Regions from separate parts of the Mus musculus genome. Here region 2 is linked to region 1. A link is a contact called in ENCODE Hi-C or POLR2A ChIA-PET data. All regions are on one chromosome and are shown on one strand. The core of a region is the stretch at or near the end of the contact, and the rest is flanking DNA. Distances in the headings are between cores, read along the strand shown.

Region 1 (3,201 bases), core at 629-3,128:
GCATGCACCACCACGCCCGGCATTAATGTCCTTTTAAATGAATGTTTCTTTCTTGTTTTGTCTTTTGAGGACAACGTCTTATATAACCCAAGTAGGCCTCAACTTCCTGATCCTCCTGCCTCCACTTACTAAGTGCTGGGATTACAGTCAGATACCACCACTCCTGGCACAACATTAGTGTTGTAACATTTATTTACTTATGTGTGTGCAAAAGTATGGGAAAAATCTGGTAGGAGTTGGTTCTTTCTGTCTATCAGGTTGAAGTGGGTCCTGAGATCTCTTCTCGATGTACTCGTGAAAGTTGGACATAATTTATTCTTCTGCCAAGTCTTTCATTTTATCTGTCTCTCAATTAGATATTACTTTCAAACATGGGTGCTTCCTTCTACAATTGTTTGGGATTAAAGGTGTGTGCTGAAGCTGAGCCACACAACTAGAAATAGGATTTTCTAGTAAACACCACAATCTGAGGACTCAGTGTGATCGAATCTCCTGTCACACCTTCATTCACTTCCTCGTCACCCTGGCCACCAAGCTCTCTTCTCACACAAGGACATACTTGCTTTAATATCCTCAAGGTTGCTGTTTCCTGAATTCAGACTGTTTTATCCCCCCAGTTCTTAGTTCACTCTCCTCAAACAGGTCTTCCCTAGCCACCCTATCTACACACACACATTCCCTCTTTTGACTTTTCTCCTTAGCATAAATTTATCACCATTATCAACATATAGTTTGGCTATTTGTTGGCTGTCTTTCAAACCATAAGTGTATGAGAACAGAATCTGCGTCAGTGATTTAGTGTCACACACCTGTTGTATCCTAAGGGCAGCCAGCAATGTTCTAAAATACAGTTGGCATCCAACAAGTAATAAATAAATAAACAGATGAATGCATAGGATGTGCTAACGTGCTAATCAAACTGAGTCCTCTCACTAGCCAGATCAACTCCAGACCATTTAATGTCTTTAAAGATTATATTCCTTTATTTAAAAAAAATGGGGTTAAGGCTCTTTGTCCTATAAGATTGTTGAGAACATTAAGTAAGTTAACCCATGTCAAACTAAGCACTCTTCCGGCCTAGCAGCCATCTCAATAAGCCGCACTGGTGCTTTATTAAACGTTACTTTGGGATGTTTGTTGAAGACGGGGTCTCGCTATGTAATCCAAGTTGTCCTGAACTCGCTATTATATAGACCTGGCTGTCCTCGAATTACCAGCAATCCTCCTGCCACAGCCTTCCCAGATGCTGGGATTACTACCATTACTCCAAGCTAATGGGCCTGCGTTTGAACTCCTGAACACGCGTAATAAAGGGGAAAACGCAATGGAAACGTTAAGTGAGTGCTTTGCCTTTCATAAATCAACCTTATTGGCCGATCTCCAGCTGAGTCCGTTTAGAAAAGAATCTTAGCTCCCGGTCCCGTACTTCTGGAGAGAGCAAAGAACTTGCTGGGATGGCTCACGTCATTAATCGGAGGATTCAGGAGGCAGAAGCACACGGGCTACCGGTAGCGAATCCGAGGCCAGTTAGGGCTAAAGAGTGAGAGCCCTGTCTCAAAACAAACAGATCATAACTATAGAGCTCCCTGAAATTGGGTTGTTCCCATACCTTTGCACATGCCCTCTGCACCATCCCACTCCTTACCTTTCTCTGTCACCACGAAGCACTGCTTCACCGGACCCACCTGACTGAACAGCTCTTCCAGCTGATCGCTGCGAGCCGAGGGCGGGAGACGGCCCACGAATAAAGTCAGACCGGCCATGAGACCGAGAGACAAGCGCGTGAGGCTGCGAGCACCTCACGCCGGCGCGAGCGAGGGCTGGGATGAGCTCTGGCAGGAAGGCGGTGCCGAGTTGCCGGGAAATTCAGGAAGTCCTCTTTGCTCAAAAGAGTCCGGGAGGAAACGCAGACTGGAAGGAATAGTTCCGGAAAGAAAAAGAAAAATGACGTCCTGGGGGCGGAGCTTCTTGAACGACGGTCTCTGTGCAGTCCCAGCACCGCCCCCGCCACTGGGGGAAACTTGACATCAACAGCTTAAAATTCTCTTAAAATCTTTCATTTAGGAACTCGACCCCAAATTCACCAAAGCAGGCAGAAGTCATTTTCCCCCTAAGCCTGCCCTCATCTGACATAGAGTGGGTGTTCAATAAGTTTTTTTCTGAAGAGTTGCCACATATCACGCGGGGGGAAAAAAACACATATGCAAAACGTCATAGACACAAGCATGTAACATACATAATTTGAACTAGTCACATGTCCTCAGAAAACATGAGACAAACTGTCACTTGGCCGCAGAGACAAATTGTATCTACTAAAATCCCCAGAGAACAAATACTACGTACGAAATCATATTTTCAATTCTTACTGATTGAGCTCCTACTTATATATTAGGAGTAAAATTCATTGCCGAAAAAAAAAGACATGGTCCCTGCCGTCATATAAAATAGAGTCCAGAGTGAGAGACAGACGTTTATTTTTAAAATCTTACAAAATCTCTGCAAGATCACATCAGAGCACACGGAAGCCAAACATAACACCCAGCTATATGCACAGACCTAGGATGCACTGCTGCCCAGAGACAGAAGATCTTCATTTATGTCTGTTTATCAGACAGACTGGAGGCTACCCACAGTGTTTAACACTCAGTGGGCTTCACTGTCTGTCTTACATGGAAAAATGCTGTGCTTGCAGAATGCCTAGCTGCAAAAAGTACCCTAGGCACTTTTAAAGTCTTTACTTTTAAGTTACAACAGCTCAGTAGGTAGAAAACACCACAAAAGATGAAAGGCACAGTGAAAATCCCCAAGAGTTATCCACATTCAATATAATGGATGGACGGATGGATGGATGGATGGATGGATGGATGACGTGTAGGTAGTAGTGGTGGGAGGAATGTGCTAAGCATGAAATTTATGAAGTCCTAGTAGGCTTCAAATAATTAATATGTGCTTTTAGAAAAAGAACCCCCACCACAGTTATATTTTAAATAGATAAATCAGAAGAAAAGGCACTGAAATACAAAACAGATTGTCAAGGCTACCATAAAGTCGATCCTATCTTACATAAAAAGTAAAGTGGGCAAAAGAAGTAGAATCTTTTAAACAAAATTGGTTTGGAATTCCACATCCTCCTCAAGAATCAAATTCTAAGTGGGGCAGTGGTGGCGCACGCCTTTAATCCCGGCACTCGGGAGGCAGAGG
Region 2 (3,495 bases), core at 68-2,567, 1.2 Mb after region 1:
TGGTTTGTCCGAAGACAGCTACAGTGTACTCACATACATAAAACAAATGAATACATTTAAAAGAAAGAGAAAGAAAGAAAAATATTTGTGAATTTGTCACCAAGAGAAAAAAATTTATTCACATTAAGGCTGACTATATTTTGAAATAGTATTCATGGTATTACTAATTCAAAATTATGATTGTTTGTAGACATGCTACTAGATATTAACTCTCTTTTTCTCCTCTCCCTCTTCTCTACACCTCTCTCGGGTCACAGGGCCTCAAATTAGCCTGGCACGGAGAGTTCCAAGAACTTAAAAGAGTTGTATGATGCCGGGCAATGGTGGCGCATGCCTGAAATCTCAGCACTTGGGAGGCAGAGGCAGGTGGATTTCTGAGTTCCAGGCCAGCCTGGTCTACAGAGTGAGTTCCAGGACAGCCAGGGCTACACAGAGAAACCCTGTCTTGAAAAACCAAGAATAAATAAATAAATAAATAAATGTTGTATGATACCACTACCAGTTTAATAAAGTGCTAGAAATCAAATCTTGAGCTGAGTGCACGCTAAGCTATCTAATTCCCAGCCCAGTATAAACTATTTAATTAAGGAAGGAAGGAGTGAAGGAGGGAAACGACATGTTATCACATAATTTCATTTTACTATCTTGCTAACTATTTACTGTGTGATTGCTTCATTTACAATCCCGTGTAATTTGCTCTATACCTTTAAGACCGTCCTCTCTCTCTCTCTCTCAAAAAAAAAAAAAGGGCTGGAGAGATGGCTCAGTGGTTAAGAGCACTGACTGCTCTTCCAGAGGTCCTGAGTTCAATTCCCAGCAACCACATGGTGGCTCACAGCCATCTATAATTGGGTTCAATGCCCTCTTCTGGTGTGTCTGAAGACAGTGACAATGCTATTCTCATATGTAAAATAAATAAATTTAAAAAAAAAAAAAAAAAGGTTTATTACAAAATTTCGCTGGTGATACGGAATCAGGTACATCCAGAAGCTACCGAAGCCGAGCAACAGAGAAGGCCAGCCTTCTTCAGAGCTCAGGAAGAATTCTACCTCGCCCACCAAGTCACGGATGAAGGGACCCGTTGCGTCCCCCGCCCCCTGCTCCAAGCGGTTGCTCCCCAAGCCACTCCAGCGCTCACAGCCTAGATGACTCACGGTTCTGTGCCTCCCTCTTCCGGGACAATTCCTTCATCTATCAGCTCCCGAACTTTCTGGGGTGTCCCTTCAGGGGAACGAACGACTGAACCCCAAGTCTTTTCAATACTCGCAGCAAACAGCGGCCCCTCACTGGTAGCCGCCATCTTGGTCCGGCCGTAAATGGGTCCCCTCGCGTGTTTAGGCTCAGGAATTTACGTTCTGAGTTAAGCTCCGCCCTCTGACCTATCAAAATAGTGACGGCAAGCCCCACCTTTTCTTGGTTATCTAAAAGAATTTAAGAGTGGTTACGTCGTTTAAGATTAAGTTATTTGCTTGTCTGATGAATTAGCATATTTAGATTAACAAAGAGTTTTCTTTTTTGATATAGAGTTTACTATGCAGTCCTGGAATTCAAGAGATCCGCCTGCCTCTTCTTCCGGAATGCTAGGATTAAAGCCGTGTGCCACCACAAAAAAAAAAAAAAAAAAAAAAAAAAAAGAGTTGTAAAGGTGATGTCTCTCCAGCTTCAGTAGGAAGTCATACTTTCATAAAAGCCATACCGACTCTCCTAAATTACGTTGTTTTCCAGGTAAGGAAACGGCAGTGTTTAACTGAGAACAAGGAACTTGAAACCCTTCCTAGGATTGTGTGGTTAGTGGAGGAAGTTTATGGCTTTGACACCATCCTCCCTTCTTTAGCAAATGTTTTTAACTATTGCCTTGATATACCTGGAACTGTCGATAAAATAGTGAACAAATGAGGCGATGTTGTCAATGCTGGGGGAACAAACCCATAGCCTCACACAAACTAGGTAAGCACTCTACCACGGAGCTACACCCCCATGCCCTTCCTATAATTTAAAAATTATGACTATACATGCTCCAAAGAAGGCCCACTGAGCACCAAATTTGGCTTCGGAGTCTTGAGAGAAACCACGTTTGATGCCTCTGCCACTCAAGGATAGTAGCAGGAGTATTAGAAACTCCAGGCCAGACCTACCTGCAAAGTTCAGCGTCAGCCTAGGTTACATTTTAAAAGGGAGTGGGGCTCAGAGAGAAGACTCAGCAGTTAAGAGCATCTGCTGTTCTTGCAGAGGACCTAGATTCAGTTCTCAGCATCTATGTGGCTGTTCAGAACTCTCCCTTCTCCAGTTCTTGGGGATCCAGGACTTTCTTTCAACCTCCAAGGGGCACATGGTGCACATACATACACACAGGCAAAACGTTCGTACACATTAAATCAATAAACCTTTAAAAAGTTTCTTTTAAAGGGGGAGGTGGGGAGCTAGAGAGGCGAGTCAGTGGTTACGGGCACTTTCAGCTTGTGTGCTCTTGGTTTGATTTCTGGCACTCAAGTTGGATAGCTCATAACCACCTGTAATTCCAGGGCCGGGGCATCTGATGCCCTCCTCTTGCTTTTCCAGGCACCTGCATGAACATGAGTACATATCTATGCTCAGGCACACACGTATACTCACAAAATTAAATCATTTTTTTAAAAAGAACACTTCGGGCTGGAGAGATGGCTCAGTGGTTAGGGGCACTGAGTGCTCTTCCAGAAGTCCTGAGTTCAATTCCCAGCAACCACATGGTGGCTCACAACCATCTGTAATAGGATCCAATGCCCTCTTCTGTTGTGTCTGAAGATAGCTACAGTGTACTCATATACATAAAATAAATCTTTAAAAAGAGAGAGAGAGAGAGAGAGAGAGAGAGAGAGAGAGCACTTCTATAGAGCAGCAGAAGGAGAGATGGGGGGGTTGTGAACCCTAGTTTTGTTGTTGTTGTTGTTTGTTTGCTTGCTTGCTTTCTTGCTTGCTTGCTTTTGTTTTTCAGATAGTGGTTTCTTTGTGTAGACCTGGCTGTCCTGGAACTAGCTATGTAGACCGGGCTGGCCTTGAACTCACAGAGATCTGCCTGCCTCTTCCTCCCAAGTGCCACCACTACCAGGTGGAAACCCAGTCTTACTACTGAAGTGGATGAGGTTCATGGGAAGAAACCTGTACTGGATCTTCCAAAGCCTGCAGCTGAAGACTGATGTGTAGGGACAGTGAGCAGAGAGGACAGCAGGATCATCTCTCTTCTTTCAGCTTACGTCCTATGGCTCCTAACTCTAACACAGTTCCTAAACTTGAAACCCATGGACCTAGCATGTGGATGCAGAAGCAGACAGATCTCAGTCCAGGCAGAGCTCCAGGAGGCCCTCTTTCCAAAAATGGAGGGGGCAAAGGAAGAAAAAGAAGCCCCCTTACTGCAGAATTTTAGTTCTATGCCTTGCAGCCAAGAGTCAGAAATTTCAGCAAAACTGAAAACAGCCTTCAGAGATAATGCTGGTTTTCCTGGAGACAACTTGTTTTTCT

Evidence for each region. A loop is a pair of places that touch in the nucleus more often than their neighbours do. ChIA-PET counts read pairs that join two places held with the same protein, here RNA polymerase II (POLR2A).
Region 2: a map of v-Abl transformed pro-B cells shows a loop between it and region 1 (5-fold over the local background). The contact joins the promoter of Zc3hc1 here to the promoter of Rbm28 in region 1. A Hi-C loop is called at or near these places in 1 of 37 maps with a recorded cell type or tissue (v-Abl transformed pro-B cells). POLR2A ChIA-PET finds 5 or more read pairs at or near these places in 1 of 5 experiments (embryonic stem cell).

Annotation. Positions count from the first base shown.
Region 1 is chr6:29,162,846-29,166,046 of GRCm38, forward strand. It overlaps Rbm28 (RNA binding motif protein 28), which reads right to left and starts at 1,879. Exons shown (of 19, transcript NM_133925.2): 1 at 1,646-1,879. The coding sequence starts at 1,763.
Region 2 is chr6:30,389,703-30,393,197 of GRCm38, forward strand. Zc3hc1 (zinc finger, C3HC type 1) reads right to left here and starts at 1,318. Exons shown (of 10, transcript NM_001311086.1): 1 at 1,155-1,318. The coding sequence starts at 1,300.